2 separate regions of the Homo sapiens genome follow, and region 1 is linked to region 2. A link is a loop called in an ENCODE intact Hi-C map of the cell type or tissue named here. Cell type or tissue: HepG2. All regions are shown on one strand. Each heading gives the region's core, and the rest is flanking DNA. Links, peaks and the distances in the headings are about the cores only. Region 1 overlaps FMNL2 (formin like 2). Region 2 overlaps FMNL2 (formin like 2).

Region 1 (16,135 bases), core at 3,756-8,755, 76 kb after region 2:
TATTTAAAAGAGAGTAGTGACACAGAAATGAATGCCTTGTGAAAAGACGAATTTGGTCACCACAAATTATAGAAACTTTCAGAATATACAGAGAATGCCTGTAAGCCAAATGGAACTGTTGGTAGAACTGAGTTAAAAAGTGTTTTCTGTAGAGTTTCATTTGTAAACGTGATTTTTAAGAGTACAAGCTGAATATTACTTAAAATGCCAGTAGGAAAAAAAGTCACACCCCTTTCCTAGTAACTGCTTTTTGAACCTGAAGTTTTTGGAAAGAAGCATCGGTTTCTGAGTATGATCTGAAAGTACTGGCTTTAATAAGGTCTTTCTCCGAGAATTGTTGCTTATCTTACAAGGCAGAAGTGACAAGGATGGTACTCAGCACTGGGGCATTGGGTATCAATGGTGAGCTCATCTCTGTTTCAGGAAGGAGCTGACCAGCGACATCTCATTCCAAAAATTGCCAGATAGATGCAGCACTGAGCTGCCTCCCAGGTCATCCCAACTGATTAATGTGGAGATCTGCAGACTAAAGCAAAGAGAAAAGTGATTTGAATGGACCTGAGGGACTTTATCCTCCACTATGAGGTTGCAGGGGGTGCCTTCTGTGACGGTACCTTTGTAAGTTATTACAAACCTACTGGTGGAAAAACCTTGACTGAGTTCCACTCTGAATCCCAGTTGTAGAAGCATCATGAAATTGAGCACAGGAAAGACTAGGAGTAGGAAGAACTGGGTTTCGGACTCAGATTTGCCTGTTATTCGCCTGAGATGTCTGGCGTTGGTTGCTTGCCTTTCTGCAAGGATTGTAGGGTACCGTCCAACGCATCTTGTATGTGGGGACATTTTGGAAACACATAATACTGTGTAAGCATTGTTATTAGTAGGTAAAATGGTAAAACTGAAATGAAACAACGCCCTGCCCAGCCCCGCCACCCTAACAACTCATTTCCCCTTTAGGCATTTTCTTGTCAGTGGGTACAACACTTCTGTCAGTATCTTTGGCTCTGAGGAAGTCAGTGGAATGAATGACTTCAAGTCTTTGAAAAATAAATTCATGGCTTACTGTGGGCAGTAATTTGTTTTATCCCAAAGCCGGTAATGTGAGGTATTTGAACCAACCACAAATTAATTATCCTACTATATTTGCAGCAGTGTTAGGGTTACAGGTACAACCTAAGCACCATTGCCATATCATTCTGTTTCTGGACAATTAATAACATGCAACCGTGTTGGGACAACAAATCAGTGCTAACCTCTCTGGGGAAACTCAAGTGCAATTGTGAGATGTAAATCTCCATCCACAGGCTCTGCAAAGGGGGAAATATAGGAGTGGCTACTTACTATGTGAAATGCACAGACATGACTAAGAGTAGAGAGTTGTATATTCTGCCTCCCAAAATCCTCCTCATGTGGCTTTCTCCAAAGCCTTCTCAGAGGACACTGAATTCACCTAGGAACTTCGAGAAATGTGAGATGATTCAATTCTGTTGGCAGCAGTGCCTTTCCTGTTACTGATTACTGGCTACCCGGGAGCTCATTTCCTTTGTACTGAGTCATGTGCACTCAGAGAGATATGACCAGGGAGTGATGTTATAGAAATTGCGTAAGTGTAGAGAAAAGGTTTGGTTCCCTTATTTTGCATGATGATCTCTCACTGTGCATTTTATTATGTTTATATTTAACTATGAAGTAATTGCTATTACTGCACTACTGTGTTTGATGCCTACCCTGTGTCAAACATTAGGTATTTTACGTTTATTATCTCCAATCCTAAGTAATGCCTTCAAGCTAGGTAGGTTTATTGATGAGGAAACCGGTGTGGATAGGTCAAAATAAACTGTTTTAGGCCATGCAGGCTGAATTTGAAATCATCTAATCACCTTTGTAAATCTGACAGGGCCTGAGCTCTTTAGGTCAAACCTGCTGCCTCCCATGTTTAGGGGAATAGGCTTAAGAAGTTCAGGGAAAGTACTTGCCTGTTGAGGCATGTTTTCTTAGTTACAAAGGGCTTAAATTGTTTTGTGGGTATGTGAAACATTCTTCCCAGAAGCTGAAAGCCTCCTAGGGATTCCCTCGTTCTGTGTTTTGCCCATTCTTTAAGTCACGGATGCCCAATGTGAAGAGATCACATATGTTCATGATGCCCCGTGATCATCATTGTCATGCTGTTGCCTGAAGGGGGACCAGGAATAGATTGGCATCCTGGATTTTGTGACTTAATAGTTGATTCATTGGATAAATGGTTGTCTCATTCTTTTTTTGTTAATGGCTTTATTGAGGTATACTTTAAATGCCATAAAATTCACTCATTTTAAAGTATAGACCGAAATGATTTTTTTGTGGGGGAGTTTTCCTTGGGAGACAGGGTCTTGCACTGTCACCCAAGCTGAAGTGTAATGACACCATCTTGGCTCACTGCATCTTCTGCCTCCGGGCTCACCTCAAGCCATCCTCCTATCTCAGCCTCCCCAGGAGCTGGGACTACAGGCATGCACCATCACGCCCGGCTAATTTTTGTATTTTTTGTAGAGACTTGATTTTGCCATGTTTCCCAGGCTGGTCTTGAACTCCTGAGCTCAAGGAATTCACCCGCCTAGGCTCCTAAAGTACTGGGATTACAGGCGTGAGCCACCGCAACCGGCCTTGAATGATTTTTAGTAGATTTACAGAGTGGTGCCACCATTGCCACAATCTAATTTGGAAATACTTCCATTGCCCCAAAAGAAACTTTGCAACAGTTGTGTCAGTTTTAAACTGCTCTTTTAAGGTACCCTTCTCTGATGTGCTATTAGGTTCTCTAGCTGGCTATGAAGAAGAAGAAATCATCTTTGAAAATTATTTAAGTAAAATTTTTTTATTTTAATTTTTGTGGGTACATAGTAGGCATATATATTTATGGGGTACATGAGATGTTTTGGTACAGGCATGGAATGTGTAATAATCACATAATGTAAAATGGGATATCTTCCCTGAAGCATTTATTTTTTGTGTTAAAAACAATCCAGTTATATTATTTAATTTTAATCAAACAATATAGCACTCACCATATGTCAGGCACTGTTCTAAGTGCTTTGTGAAGATTAACTCATTGAATTCGTTGATTCCTCTTGACACACTTTGAGAAAGGTACTCTTAATATTTGTATTTTACAGATAGAGAAACAGAAGCATAGAAAAGGTAAATAGATTGGCCAGTGTCACAGAGCTGGTAATGATGGAGTTGGGAATCAAAACGTGTTATTCTAAGCACTCTAAAGCACCTGATGAGACCAGAAAGAATGGGGGAAGCAGTAGCTAACTAGATGGATGGAAGGCATCAGGAAGAGTAAAAGCCAGTACCTTCTAGGAAACAGCCAGAGCTTCAGATAGCCCTGGGTCTCAGATGCCTTAGTACAGAATAAAATAAGATCCGATAAATCCATCCTGGTGGTCTGCATGGCATTTGTCAGTAATCTAGGATTCCTCTGTCCATTTACCCTCCTCTTCTTTGCCTTGGTATCATAGGGAGCAAAACATGCTTTGATGGACTTTTGCTTTCTATATTGGACCTCAGAGAGCTAGAGTGATGTGCTTTTGAGGTCCCTTACCTGAGGGAGTTGGGGGTTGGGGGTGTCTGTGTTCTGGTCAAAAGGTCCTTGGTGAAGGTCTGAAAAGCCTGGTCTGGAATGATCTGTGGGAGGAACTGGGCCCATTGCCCCATATCCTTAGCCCACCTCCTTCCTCTTCTTTTGCAAATGGTTGTATTATAGTTGGTGGGTCTGCCCATTAACCTTGCCTATTTTGAAGCCTGGGACCTTTTCTTTGTTTAGGGGGAAGGCCTTTTGATCTCCTAGTGTGCTAGGATTCTGGGGAGGGAAGCTCATGAGGCTGGTATAGTCATTAAGTTCAGCTGTTCACTAAAAATTACCTTTCTCTGAATTTGGAAGATAGCAACCATGATAGTAATTCCCTCTCGGCCTCAAAGGGAAAATGACCACTCTAGTTTTTGTTTAGCATTCCCCTGTCCTTAGGGCACAAAAACCTTGTGGAAGTATTCGGTGGTACACATGAAGGAACCCGGGCTGGGTGTCTGTCCACCTTTGTATTTAGTAAATATAACGGATTAGCGCGTTTTGGTGGGAGGAAAATTTGACTCTTCATACTTAATGTGTAATGTACTTGGGATTTATTAATTGATTGATTTGCTGCTTGTGTTTTTTGGGCCTACCATCTTTTTTTTTTTTTTGAGATGTAGTCTCATTCTGTCACCCAGGCTGCAGTGCAGTGGCATGATCTTGGCTCACTGCAACCTCCACCTCCTGGGTTCAAGTGATTCTCCTGCCTCAGCCTCCCGAATAGCTGGGATTACAGGCGTGCGCCACCATGCGCGGCTAATTTTTATATTTTTAACAGAGACAGGGCTTCACCATGTTGGCCAGGCTGGTCTCGAACTCCTGACCTTGTGATTCGCCCATCTCGGCCTCCCAAAGTGCTGGGATTACAGGCATAAGCCACCACTCCTAGCCCGGGCCTACCATCTTTTTATTCTACCAAGTTATGCCCCTCCATTTGCTTCTGGCAGACTTTCATCCAGTTCAAGACCCTTTTAACTTATCAAAGGTCACAAGAAGATGCTCAAGAGGGAATCAAAGTGAGTATGTGGAATGCAGGGTATTCTGTCAAAACTGTTAGAATATATTAAAAATTGGAAAAGCCAAAGCTTGAAACACTATGTCTGGTATAACACATTAGTTGCCCATAGGAACATTTTGATCAAGTGATGGCATTGATACAAGGGCGCTGAGTTTGTGTTGTTAATTCACTTTTAACTCTTCATGTATCATTTTTGTTCTAGTTGTAAACTGGAAGAAATTTTTGGAGCTGAAAGGAACTTTAGCAAACCTTCAAAATCAACCTGCTTATTTTACATAAGTAGGCATTGAAACCTAAGAATGGTCAAGTCAGTTTTCCAAACCCCTGTAAAGAGTTAGATGAAAGGAGCAGTCCAGTTTTCTGGGTTAATTTTCTGGTGCTTTCGCATCCTGAAAATCCAATATGGGCCTTATTATAAAGCTATAGACGGGTCTATGAGATCTTTCTAGGTAAGAGTGCTATGTGCTATTTCAGTAAAGGAATTGGAGACAGAGTTATTTGAGATGGAGTAACTGCCAAGTGGTCTTATAATTTCCCTCCATTCTGTCCTGGTGATTAATCCTAAATTGGACTTCAGAATTCTCAGTTCAGTGTGATAAAAATGTTAGTAAAATCTCTGTACATGGCAGTTATAGAAACTTGTTTATTACATAATCTTTTTCTGACAATTCTGTTCTTAAATATCTTTGGCTTAATTTTCAAACAAAAACCAAAAATAAAAATAAATGATTGGTAGTCCTTCTAATACTTGTTCTAATTATACTGCTTTTTAATGATCAAAAAAGTATTTTAACAAAACAGCCATATATCTTAATATGCCAGAACCACTTAAAGTTCTACAGTCGTGTTTATACCAGGTATTTTTATTGTGAAACATGCCCCAAACACATCTTGAGCGGAGCTTTAAGTATGTCTTGTCTATAACATTGGAAAGAGATATGAACCCTCCTTTGGTTAATTGAAGTCAAGGTGTAATGCCTTTGTGGTTTCCCATGTGTTTCTAATCAATAGTTCTTGGCGGTTTCCAAACGACTTCCCCCATCCCATCTCTCTGGTATGAGCACTTCAGGAAACAAACTGTATTAACTTTGGCCAGAATACACAGAGAGGGTTGCAGGACCTTTTAGCAATTTTCTGTGGAGGATTCTCTGACCTGGTAGGTTGAATATCTCCTCTGTTAGCCTTTGGGTATACGTTGTGATAGATTTATGGTAGGGATAAATCATTTCCAGGATGATGAAGAAGTTTTAACATCTACCTCATTGTGTTATATAAAAATATTTAAGTGTTATGGCATCTGAGTAAATGGAGATGGGTGACAGGGAGAAAGGGAGTGAGGAAGAGAAGCTCAGGGTTCTTTAGGCCACAATGGACCTTGAGCTGTGTGTCATTGGCTATTTATTTTTGTGTGTCTGTGGCTGAAATGCTCTCCAGAATAGCTGTAGGAATAACAGCTGTTATTAGGAGTAAGTCAGACAGGGTACTTGTGTATTTAGAAGACCTTTTAAGCACTGGTAGCAGCCTAGACAAGCAGCCGGTAGAGATATAAGACAATGGCCCCTCGGTTGTGGTTGCCATAGCCCTTAGTATGTTTTATCACTTGCTTAGAGTTTTGTTCCAAAGGCAGGAGCCATGTGGCAGTGCACTTTCAGTGCCTCAAGCATTGTTTGTATGTATAGTTCTTGAAAATTCATCTCACTTTGTCACGTCACAAGATGAATACGTACTCAGACTTGATGTGAAATGCTTTCTTTTGATCATCAGTGCAGACACAGTGGTTCGACTTCATTAGTCAGAGGTGGGGCCCAGATACTGATGTTTTTTCAAAGCTCCCCAGATGATTCTGATGGGCAGCTGATACTGAGATTTTTTTTTTTTTGAGAAACACAGAAGCATATAAAACAACAATCTGTTTTGCATATATGCAGTACTTGGTATTTAGAAAAGCTGTTTATAGCCTATTCCTATTGTCAACTTGAATTACCATAAGGAAATATATTTAAAGTTTAGCCTTATCACCTGTTTGCATTAGGCAGTGGTCTCTAAGAAGCCTAACAGGTATTTGTAAGAAAAGTAAATTTTAAGCACAACTCATCCATCTAAAGAAATACATAAAAAATCAAGCATTTGTGGCCCATACTCTTCCTGCCATGCCCGTTGGTCTCTACCTCATGGCTCACATGGCATGTAATAGCGAGTCAGTGTTTTTGTTTTACAAAATCCTCTTCCAACTCCTCGTAGGAGAGGATTGTATCAACCTGGTTTGTTTCTCCTACTCTGATGTTGGAACGGTTAGGAGCAGGAAATCATTCTGATTAGGTCCCAAACTAGCATAAAATGAAAATCAGTGCTAGTAACCCCTGAGTCCTAAAAGATAACTTACAGGAAAGAGGGAAACCAGATGGGAAGTTTAAAAGCAGGAGAAGTTAATGCTTTAAAATCATTGTTTGGCTGGGTGTGGTGGCTCACACCTGCAATACCAGCACTTTGGGAGGCTGAGATGGGTGGATCACTTGAGGTCAGGAGTTCGAGACCAGCCTGGCCAACATGGTGAAACCCAGTCTCTACTAAAAATAAAAAAATTAGCCAGGCATAGTGTTGTGCTCCTGTAGTCGCAGCTACTCGAGAGGCTGAGGCAGGAGAATCGCTTGAACCCTGGAGACAGGTTGCAGTGAGTTGAGATCATGCCACTGCACTCCAGCCTAGGCGATAGAGTGAGACTCCTTCTTAAAAAATAAATAAATAAAATGAAATCATTTTTTGTTGTTTTAATTTCCATTATTGTCTTTTTTTTTCAACATAACATCTCTCTTAAAAATGAGACTAAAACTTTCAAGGTAATATGTGAAATGAAAACATTTCAAAAGGGTAGAACATGGGAAGACAAGACTTCCTCCTCTTCATGTAAATTCTATCCCCCAGTATTAACGTTTGAGATAACCTCTATGAAGCTTCTTATAAATCCTTCCAGAATCGTGTATGCAGTCAAGCAGGGCCCCTGGGATTAGATATATGGATTGTATTTAGATTATAGTAGGAATGACTCCCCCTGGGTTTGTGCAGTGCACATACCCTTGGCCACACGTGGTCACCCTATATGCAGAGTATACTCTACCTTTAAAACAATACAACATAGGATTACATTCAGTGTACTGTGCTATACCTTGCCTTTTTCAATTAACAGTATATAATGGAAACTTTGCCATTGTCTTTAAAGGATATTGTCACACTGCCAAATTGCCACATTCCCCCTTTGTAAAAGGCAACACCTATTTAAATTACCAGTGGTGTATGAGAGTACCTGTCTCAACCCATTCTTGCCAACTTTGCATTTTATCAAACTTGAAAAATATTTGCTGATTGGTAACATATTCATTCCAAAAATGTTTTAAGTGACTTCTGTGTGCAAGGCTTCTTGCTCTATCCTGCAAAACAAAAGCAAATCAGAACCGTGCTTTCTTCTTTTCTAGATGTCTGTGGTTTAATGGCAGTGAGGGACAAAAAGCAAGCAAACCACAATTTACAATTATTTTATGTACAGATTTATCATGGAAACAAAGGGGCAGCTGTAGTAAGCCATTATAGTTTAATGTAAAGTTTAAAATGCCATAGAAATATGGGTTATTGCTCTTTGTGTTGCCTGCAGTATTTTTCTTCTCATTTGTAAATATATTTTCCATTTAGTTTCTTGATGTCTTCTAGGTTAGCTTATTGCATAATTTAAGAGCCTTTTTCCTTTTGCTGCATCAAATATATGGTAGATAGCCAACTTTTTAAGGACTCTCTTTTAAAAACCTTCCTGAAATGATACCATTTTATTCTTTTTGTAAAGACCCCTATAGAATATCTAGGGAGGTTGAGAAGTTTCTAGTATTTTGAAATAAGAATTTATAGCAAACCCTGTGTTTTGACTAATTGTGTTCTATAATTCTGTGATGTGGCTATTGGTCATAAGTCATTAGTGACTTTGGATAGAGATAGTTCGAGTGGTGGGGTAGAAAGTGTTTCTAGTTATAATATGTCATATACCTCAAGGTCTAGTCTAATGTCTGATGCCATTTTTCTGGTCTGTCTAGAGATTCATCTAACACTGCTGCATGAAAATAGTTAAAGCTTGCATGTTCTCACTTACAAGTGGGAGCTAAATGATGAGAACACATGGGAGCATGGTGGGGAGCAACACACACTGGGGCCTGTTGTGTGTGAGGAGGGAGGAGGCAGGTGGGAGGAGGGAGAGCATCAGGAAGAATAGCTAATGGATGCTGGGCTTAATACCTGGGTGATGGGATGATCTGTGCAGCAAATCACCGTGTTTACCTACGTAACAAACCTGCACATCCTGCACATGTACCCCTGAACTTAAAATAGAAGTTGGAAATTTAAAAAAGCCTTAGAGGAACAAAAAAAAAAAAAAAAAAAGAAAGAAAATGGTTAAAGCTGAAGACAGCACGCAGTGTCCGACCAAATGTGTCCATGCAGAGCTGTCCCTTTCTAGGCCGGTGCCCCTGCCTTACATTGTGTGTAAACTCTTGATCCTTTTCTAGAGCCTAGTGAAGGGTCTAGCTGTGGGAAGTGGAGCATGAACTGGAAATAACTTCCTGCCTCTAGCGATTCATTTTTCTTTTCAGCACCATTTCAGCGATAGAGGTTTTACTGAAATTTAAAGAGAGAAAGGCTAAAAGCTTAGTATTTCAATGTGCCAGCTATTGCTGACTTGCAGTAAAGAACTGTTGCCGAATTAATGTGGTTGGTATTTACTGACAGATCCCTTAGATAGCCCACTTCTTTTGTCTTTTTTTTTTTGTTTTCTTTTCCCTTCTAAGACTTCTGTGGCATCTATCTTCAATTTGTCTTCAATTTTGGGGAAATGCTCTTTCTTTTTTAATTTCTAAGTTTTTAGAAATTGATGCTCTCAGATATGTCTGAATTGACACAGTATGATGGGGATCTAAGACCTGCTTTTGTGCCTGGGAGCCATGAACGTTACACTAAGCAGTCGAAATTTCTGTGCTGTAGTTTTCTTCTCTGTAATATGAAGGTGCTGGGATAAATAATCTGACATCTTGCTTATTCAGCTCAACAATTCTGTGCATATATTGCATTTACACATCTATCTTGGATTTTTAAAAGATGTGGCATAGGTGATGGGTTGATAGGTGCAGCAAACCACCATGGCATACGTCGTTTACTTACGTAACAAACCTGCACATCCTGCACATGTACCCCTGAACTTAAAAACAAAAAACAAACCAACAAACAAAAAAAGCAGTGGCAGCAGATGTGTGCTTTGAGCAGTTGGTTATATTGAAATTTTTATAATACTGGTTTTATCAAATTATGACTAATTATCCCTTCACTTGCAAAATAAAGTGGTTTTCATTTTCTATGTGGAAGTCAAGAGACTGTACTGTGCTTGAGTTTTGGAAATGAGTTCTCACGTTAGTCCATTTTAGAACTTGCGACCAGGCTATCCTTTGTCTCTTCCTTGACAGACAGCAGTGGGTTGCCAACGTGCCCTTGTGTGCACACTCACCTTTTCTCTTCTCTTTATTAATGTTCTGTTATAGGCAAAATGAACATTGTGCTGAAGGTGTGTTAACTCATTTAATTGGAGATGAGTGAAATATCATTTTCTAATGGCCTTCTGCATGCCTTAGAGCCCAGGCCTATGGGGTACGTTGAAGACGTGAACATTGTAATGCAAGTTAATGTTTATATACCTACTTTCACTTCCATTCATCTCTTTCTTTAAAGGTTGATTAAAGATTTATTTCAGGCCATGCACGGTGGCTCACGCCTGTAATCCTAGCATTTTGGGAGGCCGAGGTGGGCGGATTGCCTGAGCTCAGGAGTTCGAGACCACTCTGGGCAACATGGTGAAACCTCGTCTCTACTGAAATACAAAAAATTAGCGGGGCATGGTGGCACGTGCCTGTAGTCCCAGATACTGGGGAGGCTGAGGCACGAGAATTGCTTGAACTCGGGAGGTGGAGGTTGCAGTGAGCCAAGATCATGCCACTGCACTCCAGCCTGGGTGACAGAGTGAGACTTGGTCTCGAAAATATATATATATATATGTTTATTTCAGCAAATTCTGGAATTATGCCCTCCCCTCCCCCCTTTTTATTTTTGCTGATTGATGTTTAAAAGTGGACCATTAAAAAATGTAATTCCAAGATTGCCTTGCATCTGTTTTGAATGATTGTGTTTTGCTTTACAAGGGGCAGAATGACTTTTGGGGCCAAATGCTCAGCTGACTTTTTGTTCGCTGTTTTCTGCAGGGATCTTGAGAATAATGGTTCTTTTTAAGGCCAATTGTTACTTTCTTTCTCACACAAAGGAAAAAAGAGACTATCTTTAGGAAACACTGCTTTAAATCATCTTCCTTGAATATTAATTCTCTGTTGCTTCCTCCAAAAATGGAGAAAATAATCCCTACCCTCATAGGCTTATTATAAGGCTCAATTATGATAATGGTGTGAAAACTTTGAAAATTAGACTTCAGAGAAATTGAGTTAATCTGGGATTATTTATCAATGTCTTAGTAACCAAAAGTTTAAAATGTGTTTTGTTTACCAACTGGTTGCATGTACATGGTTAATCCAAAAGGCTCAGCTTTTCAGCAAATGGAAAAAGATTAACTTCTTTATGGATCACATTATGAGATGAAACACATTTCATTCTAGCTGCTGAAAAAATAGCAACATGTTTTTGAAACCATTGTGATTTTGTATTGCAGTCACTAAAACATCAAATATATCATTTTTATGTTAAAGTGCCCTAATTTGTGTTGTTACATAAAACTTGGAGTACCTTGACCAAATAGAAGAAATTAATGTGCCGCGTGTCTGTTTTAAAGATGAAATCTGAGCCCAGTGTGAGGCTCATGCCTGTAATCCCAGCACTTTGGGAGGCTGAGGCAGGAAGATTGCTTGAGTCCAGGAGTTGGAGACCAGCCCGGGCAACATAGGGAGACCTCATCTCTACAAAAAATAAAAAATAGACAGACATGGTGGCACATGCGTGTAGTCCCAGCTTCTTGGGAGGCTGAGCTGGGACAATTGCTTGAGCCAGAGAGGTCAAGGCTGCAGTGAGCTGTGATCACACCACTGCACTCCTGGTCTGGGCAACAGAGTGAAACCCTATCTTTAAAAAAAAAAAAAAAAAAAAGATTTGAAAATTTAAATCTTGAGAAGGATTCTGAAGATTTTTGAGAAAATATTTTATTCCTCTCTCTGTTATCTGTGTGTATGTGTATATACACATACAATTTTATGAAATGTGGTTTATGTGATTGTTTTCAGTATTTGGCTAATATCTATGTAAAAGAAAAATGGGCCCACAGGCTGAATATGTGTTTTCTCCTCATAAATAGGGGACTGGTGGTTGGTTGCATTTCTTTTTTTTTTTAACAGTCTCAGATGATTCTGTCTTCATTTCCACTTTGCTCCCATTCTGGCATTGCCTGTGTGGATTGAGCATGTGAAAGCTTGACATCATGATTCAATCATTCTCTGATTTTGCAATAATTCAAAGCAGAGCGGAAGCATTGTGAAAGAATCATGCCAGTTTTCTTAAGGTCTGATACACCCATCCTAATTTACAGTATTGTTCTAAAGATGCACCAGGAAACACACATGCATGCACACACACACCCTAGTGAGACATCTGAGGGGATTTGGCTGCCTCCCGTTCCTTTCCTGTCTCCTCCCTTTGTTTCCAGATGCATCAGCAGATGGCCGTCCAAAGCTCTAAATTTGTACCTTGTGTGACCTTTAGCCTGGAGAAAGGCAAATTTATTCTGAGGATAGACTTCCCTGCCATTGCAAGTAGACCTTCTGTCAGTTGTTATAAATAAACTCAAGTCTTTGGATGTTCCTTCTGAGGTTGAATTGGCATAGGGGGCCGTTAATTAAACTGTAGCCTTTCTTGGGACTCTAACAAATTTTAAAGATGAGTAAGACAACATTGGAGGTACTCCCTGATAGTCCTGCAGTGTAGGATAATACAGGAGAAGCTCCAGGATCCATCTCCTGAGAGCTGGCTTTGCAGCGTAGGATAATACAGGAGAAGCTCCAGGATTCATTTCCTGAGAGCTGGCTTCAAAAGAAGTTTTCAGGTTGCATGGCAGGCATTGACATGGACTTTGGAGTCAGGCAGACCCGGGCTTGAGTTCTGCCTCTGCTCTATACTAGCAGCGCTTACCTCATGGAGCTGTTAGCATTAAATGAGGAGGTATTTATCTATCTGTCATTTCCCAGAACTGATCCAGGACCTAATAGGCGCTGAATAAATGGTAGGCCACTTAATTTTATATCACAAGAGCACATTCTTAAATCTTTATTCAAGGACAGGAGGCCCTGGAACTAACTAATGAAGGAAAGGGAAATTGCTGTGTGCCATCAAGCAGAGGATCAGAAAAAGAATATGAGAATAATTTTATTAGCACTTACAATTCACTGCGTTTCAACTATTGCAAAATAACAGTATGCAAGAGTGTAGGTTGTCTTACAGAAATGATGTGCTCTTGTTTGTGGCAGCTCATTTTAGGGGAGAAGTCATCTAGGTTACCATGTGTTTGTAGAGCAGAAGACTTAAAAGTGGACAAAGGAAGTTGGCATTATTCTGGAGGATAGAAAATCAACCCAACTTCTCTTCTCTTCCCACCACTGGACTCTGGGTGAGCTTGAGAATGGGAAGTCTTTTCTGTTGCCTAGTGAGTCAACTCTTAATGTAGTCTACCGTGGACATCAGGGTTGGTCTGAATGTAAAGTTGCATGCCCCTGGACACAGTGCTTGGGTGAGAGATGACAGAGGAACAGCTGGACAAAGTAAATGGGGTGAGAATAATGGCCTGGAGGTCCTTGGGGAAAACTTGTCACCACCTTAGGTTGGCTGTGACTATTTACTAATATGAGCTGTGATCAGAGGCTGAGGGATAAAGCAGGCCAACATTTCCTTTTCTTCTTATTACTGATTTCTTCTAGTTCTTCCCCCATAATTGGCCCCAACCTTCTAAAGAAAAGGCTCTGCAGACAGCAGTGGGGGAAAATCAGTCTGATGTAGTCTGGAGAAAATCTTTGTCCTGCCCTGTTTTCCTGTAGCTTTGAAAATCTCAAATGCAAGGCCAAACAACGAATTATTATTAACGTGATAGAGGAAACTGGTACTATTAATGTCATGCAAGGAGAAAGCCCATTTTGAGTAGAAACAGAAGGACATTTATGAGGGGAAAGTTGGCTGGGTAGGGCAAAACTGAGTAGTAGAAAATTTAACTGTAATTATTCCATTGAATTTTTTTAGAAGGACTCTTCAAATTATTGAAAGTTGCTTAGTAATTAGCATAGTAACCATTTACAAAATACACTCTGACCTAGAGCAACAGGGAAGGGAGTCAGAGAGACAAGTTTTGTGCAGACTGTCAGCTACAGCAGGAAAGTATGCACGGTGAATTTCCACGTTAGGTCAGGCCCATGTAAAATTTACAAATGGCAGGGGGTATGGAGGAATAAAGGCATTAGCATTGCATATGACCTGGTGGCCCTTTGAAAACTGTGTTTGGGGTTTATGTTTCTAGTTGCAGCTAAATCTGAATTTGAGGTTTTAATCCTTTTGAACCAAGCTAGGTCTAAGAATTAGACATTTGATCTCATGCATCTTATCCAGCACACAAAAACTTGAGTGCTTCCTTGGCTTGGACATAAGCTGGATCCCAGCTGGCCCCTGATTTTAGTTTCTGTGAAGTGATTAGTGATTAGGTGGCACCATGGTAAGGCAGGGTGCTGTGGTGGCAGGGTCTTCCCCCCATGCAGAAGGGCCCCTGCAGAACACAGCAGTAAGTTTTTTAACTGGCCTACTCCTGCTTGCCCCAGAGGGCTGAGAATTGGTTTTTAGATAGCTGATTTGTTTGTTATTGGCTCTAATTAGGCAGGTAGGCTTAGCTCCTTTAATTATTCATGCTACTTTGCGGAAGCTTAAGCTACTTATTCAGAGTTCCAGGGCCAGGACTTGGGTGGGAATTCTTTGGCAGGGCCAGCTGCAGAATTAGCATTAATGTGATACTAATCCCTGGGATGGCCCCTCAGAGCAGTGTACCCAAATGTTTGTTTTTCACATCTAGAGTCCACAAACATGTGCTCAGTAATGTCCAGCAGGCTCTAGCACTCAACATCTAGATGGCATGGTTTATGGCCAAGGAGCTTTGGAGCATTGGTCAAAGTCTCAAGCAGAGAGATCAGAGATACAGTCTAGAAGGTATTCTTATATTTAATCTCTCTCTGGAGGCATTGGACTCATATGGCCTAAATTTTTTGACTCAGATACCTGTACATACATGTACACCCCTCACCTTGCTCTCTTCACACACTTGTTTAAGGGAAAATGAGGCCAGGCATGGTGGCTCACTGCTGTAATCCCAGCACTTTGGGAGGCTGAAGTGGGTGGGTCACTTGAGGCCAGGAGTTTGAGACCTGAGTGGGCAACATAGCAAAACTCTGTCTTTCCAAAAAATCTAAAGGGCAAATGGGACAGATTATGTAAAAATCATTCAGAAAATAATTTGTATGCAGCAAAATTAACTATATTTAGATATCCCATGTTGGTTATTATACCTGGGTATCTTTTTCTTCTGTCACTTATGCTTAAGATTTGTCTTCACGTATGGTAAATACCTGCATACCATTACTTATGAGATGGCTTTCCACATAGTTAGTGGGATGTACACTGATATTAGGATATTAGGAAGAACCTCAGACCAAGTATAAATGGCTGAAAAAAAAAAAAGCCCTCACAAGTGATGGTGTATTGGTAAAAGTGGTAAAAAGAGATGAGAAGGTCTCTAGAGCGTCTCTCTTGAATATAGAGATTCTAGCATTTTAATTTTGTTCAAGGTGGGATTGACAGATATAGCTAGTTGAATTTTCAGGAAGTAATAGAAAAATAGTTTAACAAACCAAATTGCTAATTATGTTCTCAGCGAATTGCTGTAATATTCTGGTGTTTTATTGTGTGATATTTTATAGGAGTTAGAAGGATCTTGACTGTCCCTTTCTAGAAAAAAGTCAGGGTGCAGAGACTTTACGAGGTGGCCCCCACCACAATACTACCTTGACCCAGCCTGGACTGCTGGTTAGAGCCCCAAAGATTGTTCCCTTCATTTTAGGTTTCCTCTATGGTGCTATAGCATGTATACATAAAACATTGTTTATACCACTAAAAGACGTGCTTAGTTTTTTTTTTTTCTCCATTTCATTCACTGAAGATACCTCAAATGCAAAACACCACGCGGTATTGCAATCCCGTGCTTGATAAGTTCAGGCCTTTTCCAACTTCCTCACCCCATTGCTTTTTTTATTTTTCTTTTTTTTTTGAGACAGGGTCTGGCTTTATCACCCAGGCTGGAGTGCAGTGGCACTATCTTGGCTCACTGCAGCCTCCACCTCCCAGGCTCAAGCCTGCTGACTAGCTGGGACTACTGGTGCACACTACTATGCTTGGCTATTTTT
Region 2 (16,135 bases), core at 6,103-11,102:
CTTTTAGGAACAAAGCATTGAATCCTTATAAAAGAAGGAACAGCCTAGAGGAACTTAGGAGGGAAGGTGAGTTACAAGCTATACAGTTGCTTGGCAGATCTCATCTTGTAGAGCGGCTCTTTATGGAGTGCCACTGCCATCCCTGCAAATAAGAAGTGTGTCCCTAGGCTTTGGAGTCATGGTTCCTTAGAGAGCCTTCATGTACCTTCTTAGTTCTCACCTACTTGAACACTGGGGACAGAGATAGCTCATTGCTTGTCTTCCCTTTAGAATTCCATCTGTTCATACTGCAGGGTGATCTTCCTCCCTCCTCCCCAGTGACCCCTTCCTCCTTTCCAGAAACCTGTCTTTCAACATAAATGCCAAGGACTATGCAGTTTCCAACTGATAGCATATAATTTGGAAGCAATGTCTAAGGGAAGAGCTGTTAGGTTGGAGAGCTGCCTCTTGAACTGTGATCTCAACCAAGGCCCGGAGATGTGGACCAGACGGGCTTGGAATTCTGAAATTGGGCAACATTCAGCCCTATTTACCAGGTATGATGGTATTTGATGTTGACAGATAAAAATGTACATTCTTTTCACTCTCTGAAAAAACAAACAGAAAAACATGACCATCAGTGTTCACTGGTAGGCAATTATCACAAACTCTCTATGATTTCTAGTCTTGTATAGTTTCTAGGACAAACTTCATATAGTTTCTGTGATTCCATGATCTTCAGTGTTCTTGTTTAGCCTGTAATTGACTTTGGTGACTCTCATTTCACATGTAACCTTAGTCTCCTTTTTTCTTTGCAGAAGTTCTGATGCATTTGTAAGCCCCTGTAACCATTGCCACAGAAGCTGAAAGCCTTGAGGTGTTTAGACCCTGCTATCCCCAGAAGTAATCTCACTTGACTGACTTCTGTGCATAGAAGATGCCCATGGCTTGGTTTTGGGAATGATGTCAAATATCAAATAGTTCATATTTTTTTGTTTTGAGATGGATTCTCCTTCTGTCATCTGGGCTGGCGTACAGTGGCGTGATCTCAGCTCACTGCAACCTCTGCCTCCTGGGTTCAAGCGATCCTCCTGCCTCAGCCTCCTGAGTAGCTGGGATTACAGGCACGCACCACCACACCCAGCTAGTTTTTGTACTTTTAGTAGAGACAAGGTTTCACCACATTGGCCAGGCTGGTCTTGAACTCCTGACCTCAAGTGATCCACCAGTCTTGACATCTCAAAGTGCTGGGATTACAGGCATAAGCCACCACACCCGGCTTAAATAGTTCACATTTTTGACCATGTGCCTGGTGCTGGGACACTAACGTGTGACTGATGGTGCTTTTAAATAACACATCTCACTAGTCTCAAGACCTGTCTTGGTTGAGGGTTTGCTCAGGAACCTGACTTCCCTTCCTTGTTTTTTTTCTCTCCGTGGAAGTTTGGCAGAACACCTTATTTAAGCTAGAATAAGGGTATTGGTAAGTTAAAGTAGTGGTTCTCAAACTTGGTTGTGCATTGACATCACTTGGCGATCCTCAGAAAGTACAAGTGGGCCAGGTACAGTGGCTCACGCCTGTAATCCCAGCACTTTGGGAGGCCAAGACAGGAGGATCACTTGAGGCCAGGAGTCCTAGACCAGTGTGGAGCAACATAGGGAGACCTCATTTCTACTACTAATGAAAATTAGCAGATGTGGTGGTGCATGCCTGTAGTCACAGCTTACCTGGGAGGCTGAGGCAGGAGGATTGCTTGAGCCCAGAAGTTTGAGGTTGCAGTGAGCTATGATCATGCCACTGCACTCTAGTCTGGGCAACAGAGCAAGACTATCTCTAAAACAAAAACAAAAACAAAAACAGAAACCCACAAATGCCTGGGTTCCACTCCCAGAAATTCTGATAAATTTGTCTGGAATGTGACCTGGGCATCAGGATTTTTAAAAGCTCCCTAGAAGGTTTGAATGTGCAGCCAAGGTTGACAGCCACTGTGCTAGATGTTTTCCCCCTTTTTCTTCCTACCCCAAAGACCAAGCCAATTTGCCTATGAGTTAAAACCAGCAGAAAACAAGATAATGAGTGTAATAGAAAAGGGATTGTTTAAGAAGTTAAACAAAATTTTGGATAGATTAGGCAAAATTGAGAAGGTTGAGAAGAGTTAAAAAAATGAAAGATATTTGATTCAACTAAAAGCAACAAGATGAAAAAATACAGAAGAAAAGGATAAATCCTGTTGAATGGTAGAGAGACTTTATTTAACTATTTAAGAAATGACCACCAAATTATCATAATGAAAATTTGTGAGAAAATTCTATACATATGGTGTAAGATTAAGCAATGACCCAGAAGTATACTTCTGGAGTAGAACAATCAATAAATCAATTGCATTTTTGCTTAGGCCTCCATTCTGTAGCCTAATTGTTTGTTGGTTCAATGCAGCCCTTTTGCTTTGATCTCTGGTTTTACCATTTACAAAGACTTGATGAGCTTGGCTTCCTGTAGTGAAATTCAAATATACTTGTGAAATGTAAACAACATTCATTTATTAAGAATCCTATAATCAAGGCAAATTGGCATGCTTATATAAGCAATTAGCCTTGAGAATAGAAAGATAAATAGGATGCTAGGTCAAGAATGAGCTGATTGTTCTCAATGCAAGACTCTAGTTATTTCTTTATTCATTATAATGTAAGCAAATAGACATTCCTCTTATTCATAATTTTTAGCATTTGTGGTTTGGGGTTTGAGGACAGCATATGTGGTTTTCTGGAACTGAGAGGATAGTAGCAATTATTGTTTCATTTTGATTTAGAAATATAAATCAATCTTATAAGGAACTGTAGGTAGTTGATTTATGACTAGATAAAACTTTCTAATAATAGGGAACAGGGCAAGAGAGGGTATGGATTTAAATGGGAATAGTAAAGGATAATAATAGTTTTATTTTGGTGGGGAAGGTAAAGAAGATGACAATTTTACAGTGGCAGAAAGATTGAAAATAGTCTCATCTGCCCTCATTGAATAAATTGAATAAAAAAGGAATAACATTCTTTTTTTTATTGGCATAGAAGGAAGCATTATGATAACTAATAGCAGGAGAAGTTGGATATGTCATGATCAGATTTGCACCATGGCAACACTCAGTTTTGCCCAGTGAGTTCAGTACTGCTAAATGTCTTATTTGTGAAAGCTAGAGAACCTAAAATGCAAAGGCAGTGAATTGGGTGAATAGCTTTGTTAGGTTCAGTTCTGGCCCTTTCATTCCCTGATATGGTCACCTTTGTTGTTCTTCCAAAGAAATTTTCTCTTTGGTGACAATGGAGTATCTTGACTAATCAGGGTTCTTTATTCCCAAGGACTTCTGCCTGGTGAACCTAGGAAGCCAAATGTTTTGGGACCAGGATGCCATAAACTTGGATTCCCAGGGCCTTACCATAAAGTCACTCTACACCAACTAATTTGGCCATCCAGATGCGAACCTGGAGAAGCCATTTAGAACTCTGTGGCCTCCTGGGCTTGTGCAGCCCTTCCTCTTGCCAGTGTTTACACCCTCCAGTGGCCTTTTATAGCAGAATGTTTGGTTTGGTTCTCAGGGTCCACTTTTTGGAAAGCATTGTTTGGCTTAGAAATCTCCAGATCATTTGTGAATTTACCAGGTCTCATTTCTCATTTAATTAAACAAGTCTTTAACATTAAACACCTATAGTTTTTTTTTTCTTTTTCTTCTTTTTAGATGGAGTCTCACTCTGTTGCCCACGCTGGAGTGCAGTGGCACAATCTTGGCTCACTGCAACCTCCACCTCCTGGGTTCAAGCGATTCTCCTGCCTCAGCCTCCAGAGTGGCTGGGATTACAGGTGCATGCCTCTGTGCCCGGCTAATTTTTGTATTTGTAGTAGAGACGGGGTTTCATCATGTTGCCCAAGCTGCTCTTGAACTCCCAACCTCAGGTGATCCGCCCACCCCAGCCTCCCAAAGTGCTGGGATTACAGGTGTGAGCCACTGCACCTGGCCTATACTTTTATTATTTCACCAGTAATTATCAGAAGTTCTGGCAGGGTGTGGTGGCTCACATCTGTAATTCCAGTGCTTTGGGAGGCTGAGGTGGGAGAACTGCTTGAGGCCTGGAGTTTGAGACCAGCCTGGGCAACAGCAAGATCCTGTGCCTGTGAAAATTAAAAAAAGAAACCACACACAAAAAAACTGGCTTAGTGGCACACTCCCTGTAGTCCTAGCTACTTGGGAGGCTGAGGTGGGAGAATTGCTTGAGCCCAGCAGTTCGAGGCTGAAGTGAGCTGTAATCATGCCACTGTACTACGGCCTGGGTGACAAAGTAAGATACCCTATCTCTAACAACAAAAAAAGTTCCACGATTGATTTCCTCTGATGTTTCTAATGATAATGGAGAAATTTAAAAATTCTTTCTTGGTCATTTTTTAGAATGATATTACCTGATCCTCTTTTAAAAAAATCTTTTCATGGCCAGGCACGGTGGCTCAGACTGGGTGCCATGGCTCATGCCTATAATCCCAGCACTTTGGGAGGCCGAGGTGGGCAGATCACGAGGTCAGGAGTTCGAGACCAGCCTGGCCAACATGGTGAAACCCCGTATCTACTAAAGATACAAAAAATTAGCTGGGCATAGTGGCACACACCTGTAGTCCCAGCTACTTGGGAGGCTGAGGCAGGAGAATCGCTTGAACCTGGGAAGCGGAGGTTGCAGTGAGCCGAGATCCTGCCACAGCACTCCAGTCTGGGTGACAGGGCGATATTCCGTCTCAAAAAAAAAAAATTTTTTTTTCACAAACCAGACACAGTTGCAACCAACTCCCAGATCAGGAATCAGAATCCCTCCCTCCCTCTTGTTCTTCAGGAGTGGTGAGACTTGGCTTCTGGTCTCCCAGCCACAGTTATTGCTCACCTGAACTTACTTTCTCAGCGGTCACACTTCATGTGGAAGAGAGTAGGCCACAGGATTGTGCCTTGTGGTCTGACTCCAAGTGACTCTAACCATGAGGTTTCCACCACTTCCTTTGAGAGCATTCCTAGTCCAAGTAGGCCTGAGCATTAGGAAATATTGACACTGCAGCATTTTCTTGTTGCTTTTAGTTATATCATCATTGATCACCTTAATGGTATTTTTGTTTGTGTGTATAGTATCCCTGCTTTTCATAATACTGAGAAGAGGATATTTTGATTTGTGTTCCCAAAGTAAAGCATGAATGGGGAGGGATGGCCACAGAGAAAATGAGCATTTGAAATTTTGGGCATTAATACTTGGAATTACGGATATGTAGGTACAAAATTTATGTGCTCCTTCTCAAGTGTAAGTTCTGACCTTTAGCTTTTGTTATCTTTCTTGATGACTCTTGAAATATTAAAAGGTATAAGACTGTGAATTTCATGTTCTGGTTCAATTTCCCATCACAGCCCTATTGTGTTATTCCAGACATTATTAATAGATAAAATTTGAGGGGCTCATGGCCACGTTTGTTGGTCTCTCTTCTTTTCTCTGCTTTGTAACTCCTGTATCCCTCACAGCCTTCTTCCTGAAGCCAGCTACGACTTGGCCAGACCCATCTCCTCTTCTGTTTCTTTACAAGTCCCTAACTTGGAAGTTTTTTTTTTTTCTTTTTCGTTTTTTAATCCCTGTCCCCAGATTAGGCCTGTGCTTTCTCTCCTTCGTATTTTTTTCCCCCGGTGATTCCCCTGCATAGGATGGGCTCTCTTCGCTTCTCTGCTTACTGAAACTATACCAGCCTTCAAAGTTTTCTACAGTCCCACTTTTTCCGAGGGTCCTTACAGACCCACGTCAGCATGGGGGTGATGAGAAAAACAACTCTCCTTACTTTGATCGCTTTGTGGTATGAATTATCTCTTACTCATGAGGCACTTGATTAAATATCACTTTGTATAACTTCTGATTGTAAAATAGGGAGATGCTTTCATATGTAGCTTTGTAGTTGCTCATTACATTCTTAGCCATTTGTTTGTGTCTTTGTTTCACCTGCCAGTTCACACTGTGGGCTCCTGAAAGGCAAGGATCATGTCTTACGGGGTCTGACAGCTTTTACTTGGCTTAGCCTTGGGAAGGGTCCCAGCAAATGATTGCTGACTTGATAAGGGAACGGTGCCCACTGAAAGAGGACTGGGAATTGGAGTGGCTGCTCTGGATACCTATTTAACTGACCACACTAGGCTGACTATTAATTGCACATAACTTGCCTTTGTGTTGAAATGACACTTGGTCATAGATTCTTATTCATCTTGGTATTCCCCTTATCACTTGACTGTGGTAGGTGTCCAAGAATACGAAACATTCAGAGACAACAAGTTGGCATCATGCTTCCCTGACTCCTTGTGAATTAGCAGAAGAGGAGGAGGGCAGTTTATATTTTCTTTTTTGTTGGAGTGAGGTAAGTTTAAATGGGCAGCGTTCTTTGTTTTGGCATGTTAGTGCTTTGCTGTTTGCAGAGTGCTCTCCAATTGTCTTCTGTGCTTCTAAGGGTTTTTTTTTTTTTTTTTTTTTTTTTTTGAGACGGAGTCTCGCTCTGTCGCCCAGGCCGGACTGTGGACTGCAGTGGCACAATCTCGGCTCACTGCAAGCTCCGCTTCCCGGGTTCACGCCATTCTCCTGCCTCAGCCTCCCCAGTAGCTGGGACTACAGGTGCCCGCCACCGCGCCCGGCTAATTTTTTGTATTTTTTAGTAGAGACGGGGTTTCACCTTGTTAGCCAGGATGGTCTCGATCTCCTGACCTCATGATCCACCCGCCTCGGCCTCCCAAAGTGCTGGGATTACAGGCGTGAGCCACCGCGCCCGGCCACTTCTAAGGGTTTTAAATAAATGAGACAAATAGGGCATGAGACTGGATGGCTTGAAGTTATATAAGAAGGTGGTGAAGTTTGTGATCCAGTCCTAGGTCTTCATACTAAAACTCCGGGGTGCATTCCACTGTAAACTAATGATGTTTATGAATTCTCTCGAGTTCTGTTAGGTGCTTTATATGCATTATCGTTGATGCTCATGACAACTTTTCCAGGGAGGTATTGTCTTCCTTTTACTAATGAGACAATGGGCTGAGGGTGTTAACGTGGCCACTACCCAATCCTGGGGGCAGAGTTTGAATCCAGGCCTGCCTGAGACAGCCTGCTTCTTTCTACTGCACTACACTATTATGTTTTCTGAGTTAGCTCTAAGATGTCATTAAATGTATGCTTCTTGTTCGTTCTTCACATACCCTCTGTACTAAACTCATTATTTCATACAATAGCTGCTTTGAATGAGTCCAACTTGTGTTATATGCTGCAAAATCTGACCTTAATCTCAAGGGACTCAGGATGTAGCTGGGGAAACAAGCAACAATAAGCAACCCAGAGAGCTTCATAATCAGTGTAGATGTAGATATGCTAAGGGTTTGGAGGGAAGGTGCCTTTTCTGAATTCTGAGTGTTCAGAAAATGTTTCCTTGGAATAGGAAGTAGGTGAGATTCTAGCTCAGTCCCAACCACTGCTGGGCTGCACTTTTCATTCTACATTGTGCATTTTTGCTCCTTTGGTGCTTATATGCTTTATTCAGACAGTCCAAAAAATATTTCTTGAGCGTTTACTGTGTGCCAGGCAGTGTTGTAGGCACTGGAGGATGCTGTACTGAGGTGGGATCGATTGAACGTCTGCTCCCAAGGAATTTACATTTTAATGGGAGGGCGTAGAGGGGGAAGCCAGACCTGAAGGGGATGCACAGGTACAGAAATGGAGCGTTTAGATGGTGGAAAGTGCCATGAGGAGAATAAAATGGGATATGTGAAGTGGTGTCATCCCGATAAGGTCTGAGTGAGGAGGAGCAGGCAGCTAGTGTGATCAGGTAAGAGCCCTCGGGAGGGAGGAGTAGCCAGAGTACGATTTGTTTCTCCGTTTGCTGGTTCAGGAGCAGTTTCCAGGGACCCTGGAGCAAGTGAAGGGTCATTCCACAGCATATGGGATATACTCAGCCCAGACAGCTTCAGACCTTGCCCATGGGACAGCCTCAAGGTGGAGGCTCAGGAGTCTGTCCCCTCACTCTGTTGTCGGTAACAGAGCCATTTCTTATAGGTGGTTTTGTGTAGTCAGAGTTCTGCCTCTTGTTAAATTCAGGTGATTTTCAAAGAAATGAGTATTTCAGAATTGCCATTGTTCTAGACCCATGGGACAGACTGTTTGAGAATGGACTGTTTGATCAGTGTGAGCTGTGCCCTAAATGCAGGCACTCTGAAGGCCAGTACTTAGAATGGCTTTCTTTGTCTGCTTGAAGCTATAGGTTGACCTGGGACAGGCAAGGTATTACGGAAGAGAATTACTTTATTGCTGTTAACTTGCTACTAGCTTGTAGCTCAGATTCTTTCCCTCTTTTTCTTTTTTATATTTCCTTTACAAAATTATTGTATTTTAAGGGGCATACAAGAATTTTACAAAGAAGGCTGGGCACGGTGGCTCACGCCTGTAATCCCATCACTTTGAGAGGCCGAGGTGGGCAGATCACTTGAGGTCAGGACTTCGAGACCCACCTGGCCAACACGGTGAAGCCCTGTCTCTATTATAAATACAAAAATCGGCCGGGTATGGTGGCGCGCACTTGTAGTCCCAGCTACTTGGGAGGCTGAGGCAGGAGAATCGCTTGAACCTGGGAGGCGGAGGCTGCAGTGAGCTGAGATCACACCACTGCACTCCAGCCTGGGTAACAGAGTGAGACTCTTTCTCAAAAAGAATTTTATAAAGAGGTGCAATTCTTAAGATAAAAATAAAGTGAAAGTTGTGTATAGTTAAAATTATCCCAAAAATACCTGAAGTTGCCCATGAAAGTACATGTTCAATTCTGTAGTGAAACAACCCTAGAAAGCAATTATTATTTCTTTTAAATTTTACTTTAAGTTCTGAGATACATGTGCAGAACGTGCAGGTTTGTTACATAGGTATACATGCCATGGTTTGCTGTACCTATCAACCTGTCATCTAGGTTTTAAGCCCTGCATACGTTAGGTATTTGTCCTAATGCTCTCCCTCCCCTTTCCCACCAATCCCAGCAGGTTCCATTGTGTGACGTTCCCCTCCCGGTGTCCATGTGTTCTCATTGTTCAACCCCCACTTATGAGTGAGAACTTGTGGCATTTGGTTTTCTGTTCCTGTGTTAGTTTGCTGAGAATGATGGTTTTCAGCTTCATCCATGTCCCTGCAAAGGCCATGAACTCATCCTTTTTTATGGCTGCATAGTATTCCATGGTGTATATGTGCCACATTTTCTTTATCCAGTCTATCATTGATGGGCATTTGGGTTGGTTCCAAGTCTTTGCTATTGTAAATAGTGTTGCAGTAGACATACGTGTGCATGTGTCTTTATAGTAGAATAATTTATAATCTTTTGGGTATATACCCATAATGGGATTGCTGGGTCAAATGGTATTTCTGGTTCTAGATCCTGGAGGAATCACCACACTGTCTTCCACAATGGTGGAACTAATTTACACTCCCACCAACAGTGTAAAAGCATTCCTATTTCTCCACAGCCTCACCAGCACCTGTTGTTTCCTGACTTTAATAATCACCATTCTAACTGGCATGAGGTGGTATCTCATCGTGGTTTTGATTTGCATTTCTCTAATGACTAGTGATGATGAGCTCCTAGAAAGCAATTCTTATGCGTGTTAAAGTTTGAGAACCTTTAAGCATGATTAAAAGAGAAGCCACAAAAGAAAAGTGGGCAATTCTGACTTAGAACTCTCAGACCTCTAGCAGTGACTGGAGGATGGGTGGGAATTTTGGTATCTTCCTGCTTGCCAGTAGGTTTACACAATTCGATATCAGAATAAGTCTTTAAATACATATTAGTGGCTTTGTTTATTGTGAGGATTTTAAGGTAGCCCTAATGTGGGTTTAAATGTGGATTTCATGCATGTTCAGTAATAATACAATATAGGTCACTTGTGTATTTCTTTAATCGTTTCAGTAAACATGAATGGTAGCTCAGGAAACCTGAAAGGTAGGTATATCCCTGTCTCATATATGAGAAACTCAGGATTAGGGAAGTTAAAAATCTTACCTGAGAACACATATTTCTAGTAGGTAATAAAGCTGAAAATCAAATTTCTCGACTCAAAAGCCGTGCTCCTAACATTCTGTTTTGACTCCCAATGCAAAAATATTATGTAAATATAAGCTATATGTAGAATAAATATAAATGTTTCAAAGTAAATTGACAGCCTTGTGATGGCAAGCTCATCATCTTTTCAGTCTGTGTTCATTTTGTTATATACCCAGAACCAACAGTAACTACATATCCTTCAGAAAAATTACAGATAAAATGAGAACTGGATGAATAAAGCCACTGTTCACTATTGAAATAGTAAAGGCCAAATAAGCTTGTGATCAAATCTTTTTTTTTTTTTTCTAGTAACAGTTGTCCTCTGAAGGCTTTCTGAAGGCTCTCTTTCAGACAACTGTCTCTGAACCTTTGTTTTTTTAAATGCCCCTAGTAAAATGGCTGTGTTGTTACAGCTTGAAGGCTGTGTGGTAAGCCTTTGCTCAGCCCTCAGTGATAACCCATAGACTTGGACTTCCATGTGAGAAGAACAACCATTATTATATTGTGTTAGTAGGCCTTGTGTTGGAGATTGCTTATTTTTAAAAAAACAAATGCCATGTGATCTTATTTCTATTTAACCAATGTTTTGCTTGAGTGTACCAAGCAAGGCCTCTTGAGATGCTGGGACACAAAGGTGAATTTTATTTTCCCTTTTGCCTTTGAGTAGTTAACTGCCTAGTAGATGAGATACTGGAGGTAAGAGAATGAAGATTATAGGATATTTAAAGGCATTTATCATACATATATGTGTTATGTTTATAATGTGCTATAGAAGGACATATTAAAGTTGAAGTTTCTAATATTTTAGATTAAGCTGATAAATCTAGACAACTTACTTTGGCTGAAGGTTATAATACATAATTGCATGAATTCTGCTCTGTGCCTGAATGCTTAGAGATTTGAGTGTGTGTCTAGGTATATCTGTGCAAACAACTTGGAAGAATCTGGTAAAAAGTATTAATACCAGGATCAGCCTTTTAGGTGGTAAGAGAATCTACCCCAAAGGCAGTCGACTCTAAGCCTTACTTCTCTAGGTTGCAAGCATCAGAAAGTAAGTATATGTCCCTATACTCACTTTGTTAGAAAGCCCACAGTCTTTTCTGCAAAGTCTATTTAACAAAGCTTGTTTATGATCTTGGACTTTGGACTAAACCTGAGTTTGAATCAGGATTTTGCTGCTTACTAATTGATTGACCTTTCTAAGCCTTGGTAGCCACATCCGTCATGAGCTCAAGAGCTACCTTTTTGACTTGTTATGGATATTAAGTGATATTGCTTAGTACAGTCAAGTTGTGGCAGTCAGGTAAGCACCTCACAAGAAGTGGTTGTTCTGATTATTTTGTACTCTTTTAAAATTTGACTTTATTAAAGCACTGGCTTTAGGGTCCAAGCTGTGGACTTTAACTGGATTCTAGTATATTTTACAGGTAACTTTAGTTAAATCATCATCAACCTCAAATGTGAAGAACAAGTGAAGCAGGGCCCCCAGAACGCCCAGAATTGAACTAATGGTGGCTTGTATTTGCTACTCTTGCCATAAGATTGTACCTACTGACCTTCTGTGATACATCAGTGTTTTCAAAGTTCTGGTCCATGCATGCAGCCCCACTTGGATTTATGTTGACTCTTGTATATTTTGTTCTTTCTAGAAAAAGAGACCCAGGTGTTTCAGGGCATTGGGCTATTCCATTTCAGAGCCTAATGGAAGTGCTAGTGTTTTCATAATTGGAACAGACAACTGCCATGCTACATATGGTGCTGTGACCACTGAGCAGCTTGTTCACAATGAGAAAATACATTGAAGTTGTGACCATTTGAGCCTTGAAGAAACTGCTGTTGAAGTTTTGTTTGGCTCCAGCTCCATCCTGGAATGGATGGAGTCATTTGGAATTATTCTGAATTCCAGTAGTGGCAAAAAAAAAAATTGTGTAACTTGTATATAGATGGTTTTCTGTTTGATTAACAGCATTGTTCAATAAAAGATGCATTGTTTTAAATCAAGAATACGGTGCCATCTGACTTGATCTAGGAGGCACAGAAAGAAGACATTACAGATTACATTCCCCAGTAAACCCCTGCGTTATTTTTTCCAGAAGGTTCTATATTAATCTGTTTGGGTTGCGTCCTACGTGATCTTGCTGAGTCAGACAGAGCTAAGCTTATGAAACAAAGGCTAGTCCCAAATCAAATAAAAACACACCACCATCCAGAAATGAGAGCCTAGAATTTTCTAAAGATGCACACATCTTTCTTACTATCTGGTGAGGAAAATTGCTCATTTTTCTCTCAGCTGATAAATATCACTTTTGCCCTAAATTTTTGTAGTGGCAATCTACTTTTTTAAGTTGGTGAGATAAAAGAATATTTGATAGCACTGTCAGACTAGTCTGAGATAAAATTCTCTGTGTTCTCAGACCCTTAAGGGTTCTTAAATTGCATGGGCGGAAGCTGTGTGCATGTTTTTCTTGGTGCCCTATTTCCATATCAAATAGCCTTAATTTTTGTATTTTAGTAATGAAGGTATGAACCCATTCTGTCAGGCTTCTTATGCCGTTTATTGTAGCCTTTAGTCAGCTTAGAATAGCATGAAAGGAAGTAATAAGCCAACTCTAAGAAGGTCCAGATGAAAAGGATTATAATATGGTACAAAAATAATAGCATGCCTGGCCTAGCCATGTGACTCATTTCTTTTGGAGTATTCCTTTTGACAGCTTTTTTGAATCACACATCAATCACAATGCTGGTATTTTTGGCGGGGTGCTAGACGTTACTCTAATGCTCATGATGGTAACTGCCAAAAGTGAACAAAGAGGAGAATTATAAATGAAACCTAACAGCATCACAAACATTTATTTTTTCTTGAGCAGAAACAAAATTGGGAGTTAGATGATATCTTTTTCATTGCCCCAAGAAAACCACTGCTTTATTCCATTGAAAATAAGACCTTGATGGGTCATCCCCGGTCTTTGGCAGTAGAAACTATTCGTCTTGTCTTGGTTTCCATTCAGGAGCTTTCCTTCCCAAACCTTGTCCCCTGCTTTAGGAGTAATTTTTTTAGGGCTTTAGGTTTTTCTCATGTCCCAGTGACTAAGCTTGCTTTTGGGTGGTTCTCTGTGCTGCATGTAGTCCTTCTGGGAAGAAACTCCCATGAAGTTCAAAGGAGCAGCAGATATGCAGGGTGCATCTAGAAATGAAAATCTGACCCTTTGTCCCTCTCCTTTTCATCTCTCTTTTGTACAGGCCTTCTTTCCTTCTGTGCAAACAGACCCTTGTCATAGTCATAGTCCATCACGCTGTTAAATGATTTCCAGCACTGCTCTATGATGTGCTGTAATTTCAGGGAGTAGTTTTATTTTCTACAACATGTTGCTCTGTAGCACGTGTATTTCACTACTGAGTGGTAGTTCTAATGGACATATTCTTAACAAAATAGTCCCAGCATTACAGAATACTAGGTTAGAATACATACCCAAATAAATAAAATGTTACAGACACAGTCCAAGCTCGTTCTCTCCTGACTTCCTTTCTCCCGCTACAGAGGAAAATTACCCCGAATTGGCACATCTCATTCCTATGCACTCTTGTTAAAAATAACTTATAGTTTGCTTCTGAATTTATAGAAATGGCACTATAATCCATATGTACTTTTGAATCTTTATACATTTGATTTGAGAAGTATTTATGTTGATGCATGTGGCTTTAGGTCATTTATTTTATTTTGTTTATTTTTTTGAGATGAAGTCTCGCTCTGTCACCCAGGCTGGAGTGCAATGGCACATGGCAACCTCTGCCTCCTGGGTTCAAGCAATTCTGTCTCAGCCTTCCGAGTAGCTGGGATTACAGGTGTGCGCCACCACGCCTGGCTAATGTTTTTGTATTTTTGTGTAGACAGGGTTTCACCATGTTGGTGAGGCTGGTCTCGAACTCCTGACCTCAAGTGATCCACCCACCTCAGCCTCCCAAAGTGCTGGGATTACAGGCGTGAGCCACCACACCCAGCCTGGCTAGAGGTCATTTAATTTTTGAATTATGTTCATTGAATAAATGTGCCATAAATTACAGTTGATCCTCATTATATGTGAATTCTGGATTTGCAAATTTGCCTATTTGATAAAAATGTATCTGTAACCCCAAAGTTAATACAGTGCTTTTATGGTCACTCACAGACCACAAAGTGGTGAAAAATTTGTCACCAGATGTGCAGATTCTCAGCTGAGGTTGAACAAGGTGACTCTGCTTTTTTGTTTCAGCATGCATACTGTACACGTGTATCCTTTTTGCTTTCTATTTAGTGCCACACTTTTTGCACTTTTGTGCTTTTTTTTTTTTGGTGATTTTGCTATTTAAAACAGACTTCAAGCATAATGCTGAAGTGCTGTCCAGTGTTAACTAAGTGCAGGAAGGCTGAGATGTGCCTTATGGAGAAGATATGTATATTGGTAAGCTTCTTTCATGCATGAATTTAGAGAGCTGTTGGCTGTGAGGCTGTGAGTTCAGTGTTAATGAATCAATAATATATATTAAGTAATATATATAACGATAAATATTAAATAAGTTTAATATATAACGATAAATATTAAATAAGTTTAATATATAATGATAAATATTACATAAGTTTAATATATCACGATAAATATTACATAAGTTTAATATATCACGATAAATATTACATAAGTTTAATGTATCACGATAAATATTACATCAGTTTAATGTATCACGATAAATATTACATCAGTTTAATGTATCACGATAAATATTAAATCAGTTTAATGTATCACGATAAATATTAAATCAGTTTAATGTATCACGATAAATATTAAATCAGTTTAATGTATCACGATAAATATTAAATCAGTTTAATGTATCACGATAAATATTAAATCAGTTTAATGTATCACGATAAATATTAAATCAGTTTAATGTATCACGATAAATATTAAATCAGTTTAATGTATAACGATAAATATTAAATCAGTTTAATGTATAACGATAAATATTAAATCAGTTTAATGTATAACGATAAATATTAAATCAGTTTAATGTATAACGATAAATATTAAATCAGTTTAATGTATAACGATAAATATTAAATCAGTTTAATGTATAACGATAAATATTAAATCAGTTTAATGTATAACGATAAATATTAAATCAGTTTAATGTATAACGATAAATATTAAATCAGTTTAATGTATAACGATAAATATTAAATCAGTTTAATGTATAACGATAAATATTAAATCAGTTTAATGTATAACTATATATTAAATCAGTTTAATATATAAAAATAAATAAGAAACATACATAGCACAGTTTTATGTATTGATCAGTTGACAAAAATGTTGCAACCAGAGGCTCTGGGGAGCCTAACCGTGTATTTCCGCTAGAACTAATGGTTCAATGGTCAATAATTCAGTGTCCATGGTGACTTTATAGACCATAACTGTGATGGTTAATATCGAGTGTCAACTTGATTGGATTGAAGGATGCAAAGTGTTGTTTCTAGGTGAGTCTGTGAGGGTGCTGCCAAAGGAGATTAACATTTGAGTCAGTCAACTGGGAGAGGCAGATCCACCCTCAATCTGGGTGGGCACCATCCAATCAGCTGCCAGTGTGGCTAGAATAAAGCAGACAGAAGAAGATGGAAGAGCTGATTCACTGAGTCTGCTGAGTCTGCCGAGTCTGCCAGCCTTCATCTTTCTCTTGTGCCCAATGCTTCCTGCCCTCGAACATCAGACTCCAAGTTCTTCAGCTTTTGGACTCTTAGATTTACACCAGTGATTTGCCAGGGGCTCTCGGGCATTTGGCCACAGACTGAGGCCTGCACTATCAGCTTCCCTACTTTAGAGGTTTTGGGACTGGGACTGGCTTCCTTGCTCCTCAGTTTGCAGATGGCCTATTGTTGGACTTCACCTTGTGATCCTGTGAGTCAATTCTGCTAATAAGGCCAGGCGTGGTGGCTCACACCTGTAATCCCAGCACTTTGGGAGGCTGAGGCGGGTGGATCACCTGAGGTCAGGAGTTTGAGACCACCCTGGCCAACATGGT

Evidence for each region. A loop is a pair of places that touch in the nucleus more often than their neighbours do. Peaks named below come from ENCODE experiments on the same cell type or tissue, not always from the same donor. Only the 100,000 strongest peaks of a DNase experiment are listed, where the experiment ranks them.
Region 1: a loop joins it to region 2, with 2.6 times the contacts of the local background. A loop is called at or near these places in 5 of 110 quality-filtered maps.

The regions. Positions count from the first base shown.
Region 1 is chr2:152,420,185-152,436,319 of GRCh38, forward strand. The region is part of intron 1 of FMNL2 (formin like 2); the gene reads left to right. Among named protein-coding and RNA genes, the nearest start is that of FMNL2, 93 kb to the left of the region's middle. RefSeq lists enhancers at 3,489-4,215, 4,216-4,941. In HepG2, for the core only: no CTCF peak of the experiment used is centred there; DNase peaks (open chromatin) are centred at 5,707 and 6,017; H3K4me3 peaks cover 771 bases.
Region 2 is chr2:152,342,336-152,358,470 of GRCh38, forward strand. All of the region lies in intron 1 of FMNL2 (formin like 2), which reads left to right. Among named protein-coding and RNA genes, the nearest start is that of FMNL2, 15 kb to the left of the region's middle. In HepG2, for the core only: no CTCF peak of the experiment used is centred there; a DNase peak (open chromatin) is centred at 8,196; H3K4me3 peaks cover 670 bases.